2 separate regions of the Mus musculus genome follow, and region 1 is linked to region 2. A link is a contact called in ENCODE Hi-C or POLR2A ChIA-PET data. All regions are on one chromosome and are shown on one strand. The core of a region is the stretch at or near the end of the contact, and the rest is flanking DNA. Distances in the headings are between cores, read along the strand shown. Region 1 holds the start of Gart (phosphoribosylglycinamide formyltransferase). Region 2 holds the start of A930006K02Rik (RIKEN cDNA A930006K02 gene).

Evidence for each region. A loop is a pair of places that touch in the nucleus more often than their neighbours do. ChIA-PET counts read pairs that join two places held with the same protein, here RNA polymerase II (POLR2A).
Region 1: a map of heart shows a loop between it and region 2 (8-fold over the local background). The contact joins the promoter of Gart here to the promoter of A930006K02Rik in region 2. A Hi-C loop is called at or near these places in 1 of 37 maps with a recorded cell type or tissue (heart). POLR2A ChIA-PET finds 5 or more read pairs at or near these places in 2 of 5 experiments (Patski and embryonic stem cell).

What each region holds. Positions count from the first base shown.
Region 1 is chr16:91,645,529-91,649,009 of GRCm38, reverse strand. It overlaps Gart (phosphoribosylglycinamide formyltransferase), which reads left to right and starts at 2,038. Exons shown (of 22, transcript NM_010256.2): 1 at 2,038-2,126. Son (Son DNA binding protein) reads right to left here and starts at 1,186. Exons shown (of 12, transcript NM_178880.4): 1 at 1,026-1,186. The coding sequence starts at 1,102.
Region 2 is chr16:91,463,644-91,467,129 of GRCm38, reverse strand. It overlaps A930006K02Rik (RIKEN cDNA A930006K02 gene), which reads right to left and starts at 2,026. Exons shown (of 2, transcript NR_077219.1): 1 at 1,494-2,026.

The DNA.
Region 1 (3,481 bases), core at 789-3,288, 180 kb before region 2:
CTATCTTGAAAAAAAAACAATTTCTGCAATAAAATATGATTAACATTATTCTATCCACAGTCCCAGGTAATTTGGGCATATAATTTACAACTGCTTATCAGATGATTTTTCTAACTTATGTATTGCTCTGTTCTCAACTTAAACCATTCGTTAAAAAATAAAAGTAAAAAATATTTACCTCTGAATATTTCCTTAAGTTATAACATAACCCACACTATTTTCCTAAGTAAACAACTGAGGAGATCTCTTCAACATTAAATTCTGAGAACCAAGGCTAACCTCTGAAGTCTACTGGCAGTGACAAAAATCCGTCCGTTAAGTCGGGGTAGCAAGGAAAAATAACAAAAATAACACATACTCCACTTTCTACTCAATCAAATTACGCATCCAGCAGTTCCAAAGCCCCCTCCTATCATCCTCTCGAATATTTGATCTTGTATCTTACATCGAACTGAGATGTTTCAATTTACAACTGTGAAAAGAGTGCTAATCCGGTCTGAAGCACAGAGCAGTAACCGGGGCCCAAATCGTCTAATAAATAGACTGCGGTGGCCAAACGATCGCAAGCGTACAATAATAAAGAAGTTTTAAGGTTACCCAAGAAGCGGCCGTTAGAGACCCTTTCCGGCCATAGACACCGGCCGGCGAAATGCGCGGAGGCGGGGAGGGGGAGGGGAAAGGCGGCGGCGGAGGAGGAGCTGGGAAGGGAACTAGGCCCGTCCCTGGTGGACGCCGGGCCTCCGAGTAGCTGGAGGGTAGGGGGTGTCCAAACGAGGGAAAGGTGACCGTCTTAACTGGAAGAAAGAAACGGCGTGTGCGACACCGCGGAAGAGACGATCTTTCGCGAAAGGAACGAACGGGGAACTGGGGGGGTGGGGGGGGGGGCGGAAAATGGATCCCAGGCCCAGGCGGGGCCGTAGCGGGGCCTGAGCCGAGAAACGACGGCGTTCCGTGAAAGATGCCACGGGAGGCTAGATGAAGCCCTAACAGCCCGCGAGGAGCAGAAAAGTCTGGGAAGCGTTTACCTGGAAAGCTCCTGTTGTATTTCCCGGAATTTACTGACCACGAAAGACCTGAAAACCTGCTCGATGTCGGCCGCCATGGCGTCCGCTCCGTTCTCTCAACTACTCCTCGCTAGTCCTCCAGGCTCCCAGCATGCCTCGGGAGGAGGCGCAGCGGCCAATTCCTTTTATCCCTTTCCTGATTGGCTCGTGAGGGAGCGTCCGCACGGGCTCGCTCCACCCACGAGCCAATCAGCGAACACCGGCCCGCTCTCCTCCGCTGTTTCTGAGCCGCCGGGGTAGAGCTGCTGACGTTTGCGCCGCGCACGAACTCGGCCGCCATGTTAGTGGTTGACGCAGGCGCCATTACAGGAGAAGTCGCTCCCGAGGCGACCGCGACAGCTTCGGCTGTTGATCCCCTCAGCCTGCGGGGACTCCTAAGAGGCTTTCTATAGGGAGTAAATGCCTGAGATTAGAGGCCATGGAAAAAAAAAAAAGCTGGGGGACGAGAAAAGCCTCGGCTTGTCCGGCACGGAGCTCGAACGCGTTTGTTGCAAGCGCCAAGTTTACTTTGGTCAGGGAGACGTGCATGAGAAAGAAATCCCCGTCCCGCGTCCCCACTATGAGTTGGAAAGGAGCCATTCCCATTCTGCCTCGATGCTTGCTATAACCGGCCTCGCGTAGTTTTTAGCAAAGGCTGGAGCGTCTGAGCGACCTGCGTTCTAAACGCAGTGCGCTTGAGCTGCTCCGGAGTCCAGCCCTGGCCGCTCCGCCCTGGCGCTTGGTGAGCAGCCACAGTCAGGCAGCCTCGGCTCTGCCCCCAGTGTAGGAGGCTCTGGGGTAAACGCAGGGACCTTAAGTGACAGCCCCTGACGAGCATCATCAGCTCTAATCGTGGTGCCAGGGATTCTGAGCCCGGCTAGGCAGCGGGCTCCGACCGCACCCTAAGGCGGGAGGAACCCCCACGGGTCGCCTCGCGGGCGGGGACCTAGGCGGGCTGCGGCCAATGAGCAGCCGAGTCCATCGGAGGCGGGGCAGAGGCCGGGGCGCGCTGGATTCCCCGGGCCAACTTCCGGCGGGTGCGAGTGGCGGGTGCGAGCCGGAGCTGCGTGGCGGGGCTTGCAGGTGCGTGAATGCCTTAGTTCTTAAGATGATGCGTGGACTGCCTAAACGCTTTGACCCATGGGTTTAACCTCAGCGACCGGTGCTACTCTTGAAACGAAACTGGCGTGACTGGCGAAAAGCCCACGTGCTTTGCACGGCCTTGATGGAGGTCGGCCAGGTAGTTCTTTCCCAGCTTTCTAATTCTGAGGCCGGGTCCAGGTTTCTGTGCATCTCTGCCTTGTAAAGACAGACCCTGTACACCGATGGTTTTTTTATCCGCTCTAGTTTTATCACAGTAACTAACCATTTACCTGGACCACTTTCGTATTTGGTTTCTACTTTTTCAAAACAAATATTTGGAAGTGGTTTTAACCGATTCTTTTATTCTCTCCTTACCCTATTCTCTTGTTCTCGCTATAAATTGCCTGTTAGTTAACTGACACCCAAGAAGTTACAAAAGACTCTCCGAGTCTCCCGGCTAGTAAGGCCTTGACACCGGAGCCCAGGCACCCAGCCGCTGCTGGTGAAGAGACCAGTCCTGCTATTTCACAGATCCTGACTAGTAAAATGAAAATTGTCTTCTTGCACTGCTTTCTTATTCAAGTTAGATTTTTTAAAAAGTTTAATGGCTTCAGCTATTTCTCTAAGAAAATGACACAGAATTGAACTAAAGTCTATCTTATGTGTAGGAGCGTTGTCCCTTACATGTATGTTTGTGCCCACGTGCATACAATGAACGCCCCAAAGAAGCCGGAAGAAAGCATTCAGTCTCCAGACCCAGATTAGGATGTTTGTGAGCCACCTTGTGGGTGCTGGGAGACTAAACCCCAGCCCTCTGCAAGAGAACTAAGTGTTCTTAACCTTACCAGTCTGCTTGGGTTTTCCTTAAATATGTAATCCCAAAGTAAAGGATCAATTTAGAATTTACATATTTCAGTTTTCTTCTTTCCGTAACCATCTTCTACATAAGTAAATATCTTGATAATATCTTTGCTCCCCCCCCTCCTTTTATTGGTGCTAGAATTTGAACACAAGGCTTCTATTCTAAGCAATAGGTATCAATTAGGTATATGAAGTAACAACACATAGCAAATTAGTACTTCCTATTTCTGGGTACTTTGTAGTATACAATATTTTTTTTTAAAGAATTGTTTATTTTATGTATGTGAGTACACTGTAACTGTCTGAAGACACACCAGAAGAGGGCATTGGATCCCATTACACATGGTTGTGAGCCACCATGTGGTTGCTGGGGATTGAACTCAGGACCTCATCAGTGCTCTTAACCACTGAGCCATCTTTCCAGCCCCCCCCCCCCCACACACACACACCTTTTTTTCTTAAAGAATTGTTTCAGTTAATTCTTTTTTTTTTTT
Region 2 (3,486 bases), core at 777-3,276:
GAAAGAAATCCACAGTTATCAAGAGTTTGGGTGGCAACCTAGAGCGACACAAGATTTTAAAAATCAACACAAGCAAGTCTGGGAAAATGGCTCAGTCAGTAAAGTGTGTACAGAAGTCTGAGGAGTCACTTCCTTAGCCAGGCATAGTCATGTACCCACAAGCCCCAGGCTGAGGAGATGGAGACAGGAGGATACCTGGCATTCACTGGACAACCAGTTCAGCTGAATTAATCAGCTCCAGGTTCAGTTAGGGACTCTGTCTCAAAATAAATAAGATGTAGAACAATGGAGGAAGACGCCTGACCTCTGACCCCCACATCCGGGTGCAAAGCAATGTATACAGCTGCACAGGAAAACACGCAGGCACAAACACTAGGGCACAAAACAACACCAACAGCCCAACAGTTGCTAAGCAACAACGCTCTCTCCTCTGGACTGACTCTGAAGGAAGGACATTCTTCTGCTAAGCCAGAAACTGGCTGTACAGTGTGAGTAGGCGACTTCGTCTTTCAGTGCTGCAGCTTCCACTCCTGTAAAATGGATAGTAGCTGAACAGAGAGCTAAAAGTTTAACTAGTTTACGCTTTTAATGACTGGTGTAATCGTTAACTGGCTGAAAGTTAAATGAGTTTACACACTTAATGACTGGTGTAATTGTTAACTGGCTGAAAGTTAACTTAGTTTATACACTTAATGACTGGCATAACTGTTAACTGGCTGAACGTTAAATTAGTTCATACACTCAATGACTGGTATAATCAAGATCCTATCAGACGCGCCACCTGGCCATCCACTTCAGCATCTTTAATGTAGTTCCAGGAGACAAGCTCACATCACCCAGCACAGGGTATGGTGCTCCTGAGCCGCTTTCCTCAATTACCTCAGTGTTGGATTGCAGGCGGGTGCCACCACATTTTGAGTCATTTTTGTTTTTAATTATGCGTGTGTGTGTGTGTGTGTGTGTGTGTGTGTGTAAGTATATATACGTGCAGAGGTCAGAAGATCAGATTTTCCTGGAGATGGAATTAAGAGGCTGTAGAGCACGGGTTCTCAGCCTGTGTGGGTCTCCATCCCTTTCACATGGGTTGCCTGTTATGATTCATAACAGTAGCAAAATTACAGTTATGAAGTAGCAGCAAAATAATTCTATGGTTGAGCCTCACCGCAGCACGAGGGACTGTATTAAAGGGCTGCAGCATTAGGAAGGCTGGGAAACACTGCCCTAGAGTTAGCCACGACGCCAACAGCAGTCCTCTGAAAGAGCAGCAGCACCAGTGAGCCGTCTCTTTAGCTCCTGAAAATTAATTTCTCAATGTACACCCTGCTCAATTGTTAATTTTACATGAACATAGACATAAAACTCTTTTCACCCTGAGCTGAACATAAAACTTTCCAAGAACAAAGGTTCCAAAGCAACCCCCTGGGCTGTGTCACGCTGCTAGCATGAATTCCACCGTGTGCCATCTTCAGGGTGAGACCTGGGGCATCACTTACCTCCCTGAGAGGAGTCGGAACTTATCTCCAGGAGTTCTGGCTGGGATGCCGGGCTGTCTTTTTTGGTTTTATTGTTGTTGTTTGTTTGTTTGTTTTCATCACTATGAAGAGATCTCTCTTGTCTCTCACCCTTAGAGCAGTCGCCATTCTCCCGATGTAATTAGCCCAGTGGTTCCCTGGCTTATTTGTTATTGTTTTGTTAGCCTGCTCGACTGTTAGGAGTGATACTCTCATCTCACTCCTCCGTTAACCCGGGACAAACCGCACTAGGGCTGGAAAGCACATTTCTGCTGCTCTCTGGTCTCCCACCCACCAGCCATCCCAGGCTCGGGCCCGGGTCAGAATCCCAGGCTGGAGCAGAGCCATTGGGCGGGCGTCGGGGTGAGAGCGCTGGACTCAAGCTACCTGCGCCCAGCAATTACTCCCCGTTGCTCGGCCTTCGCTCACCTAAGGCTACGGGCAGAACCCGAGGTGCCTGGGCCAGCAGCACCAGAGACGCCGAGCCTACGACAGCCCTACCTCTTACGTCTTCTGTCACTTCAAGTGACGCGCCAAAAAAAATCCTTGGCCCATTGCAGCCCTCCTAGCAACACCCTCCAGCCCGGGCTCTGCCCTTCGGGAACACCCCATCTATTTGCTCCGCCCCCGTCCCGCCCTCCGCTCAGGCCCCACCCCTCGATGAAAGCTCCGCCCCCTCTGCAAAGGCCCTGTAGTATGCAGTCACTGTCCTCTTAATTTCCGTTTCCTGACAGGTCATGACCCTCCCCACTTCCGGAAGCCCACCGTTAATTGTTCCAACAGCAGAGGCGAACTCAGTTTGCTGCTAGAGCGCCTGCTCAGAGTTCCTGCACTGAGCGCTTTCGTTTCTTGGTTTTGTGTGTGTGTGTGAGCTATGGCTCGTTCCTCAAGGGCTCTCTTGGAACCTAGTGTGGGAACCCACGGGTGCCGGGCACCCTCGGTGGTATCAGAGAGGCAGGTAATTTCCAGTGTGCGGAGAGGTGACATCCTAGGGGCTGGGGTGGTCTGAGATTATGGTTCCCTGACACCTATTCGTAAAGAGTTCGAGCCTGCGTTTGAGAAGGTTATTTACTTACATACCTCAAGACTACGCTATGGAAATAAAATTTAAAGATGATGGATGAGGACATCGGCAGCTTCTGGACAAGCATGCATGGGATCCTGGGTTCAATACCCCGTGGCAGCAAAAATGAAATAATTGAATCGGGCATGGTAACACATGTTTGTAACCTCAGCAGGTAGTTAGCAGGGTGCCCCCATTATATTGGGAGTGGAGAGCCAGCCTGGGCTGCCAGAGAATCAATCTCTCTCTCTCCCTCTCTCTCTTCAGATCTTCTTAGGGTTATTATTGCAGCTATGACAACTGTTGTTAAAACAAGACAAAGAGGCTCAAACCCAAGCTCCTTGAATGACAAAAACGAAAGAATCAACCCCCACGACTGTTTGACTCATGAAATGAACAAGTCCTAAAGATCTGTGGATCCAACAGTTTTTGGTCGTGGCTACTAAGTCATTGGGAAGAACCTTACCAGTGACACATACTTAAGGTTGTTAAAGTTTCTATTTCCCACTGTCCAAGAGTTCTTGCAAACTCGTTGGAACAGTGTTTCTCAACTTTTGGCTGGAGATCCTTATTCAAAGGTTACCTAAGACCATCTGAAAAGAGGTATTTACATTACAATTTATAAGTGTAGCAAAATTGCAGTTATGGAGTAGCAATGAAAGTTTTATGGTTGGGGGGTCACCACAACATGAAGAGCTGTATTTAAGGGTCACAGCATCAGGAAGGTTGAGAACCTCTGAGTTAGAACAACTGATACAGGGATCTATAGCTAAACAATATGAAGAGAGTGAGACTTTAGAGCTTAAGGTCTTAAATGTGATGTCTCCACCAAATCCCTCCCCACCAAGGCACAAGAGTCTAGGCCAAAAAGGAGGCAGAAAGATACAAGCGTCAGAGGTGACAGAGGACTGA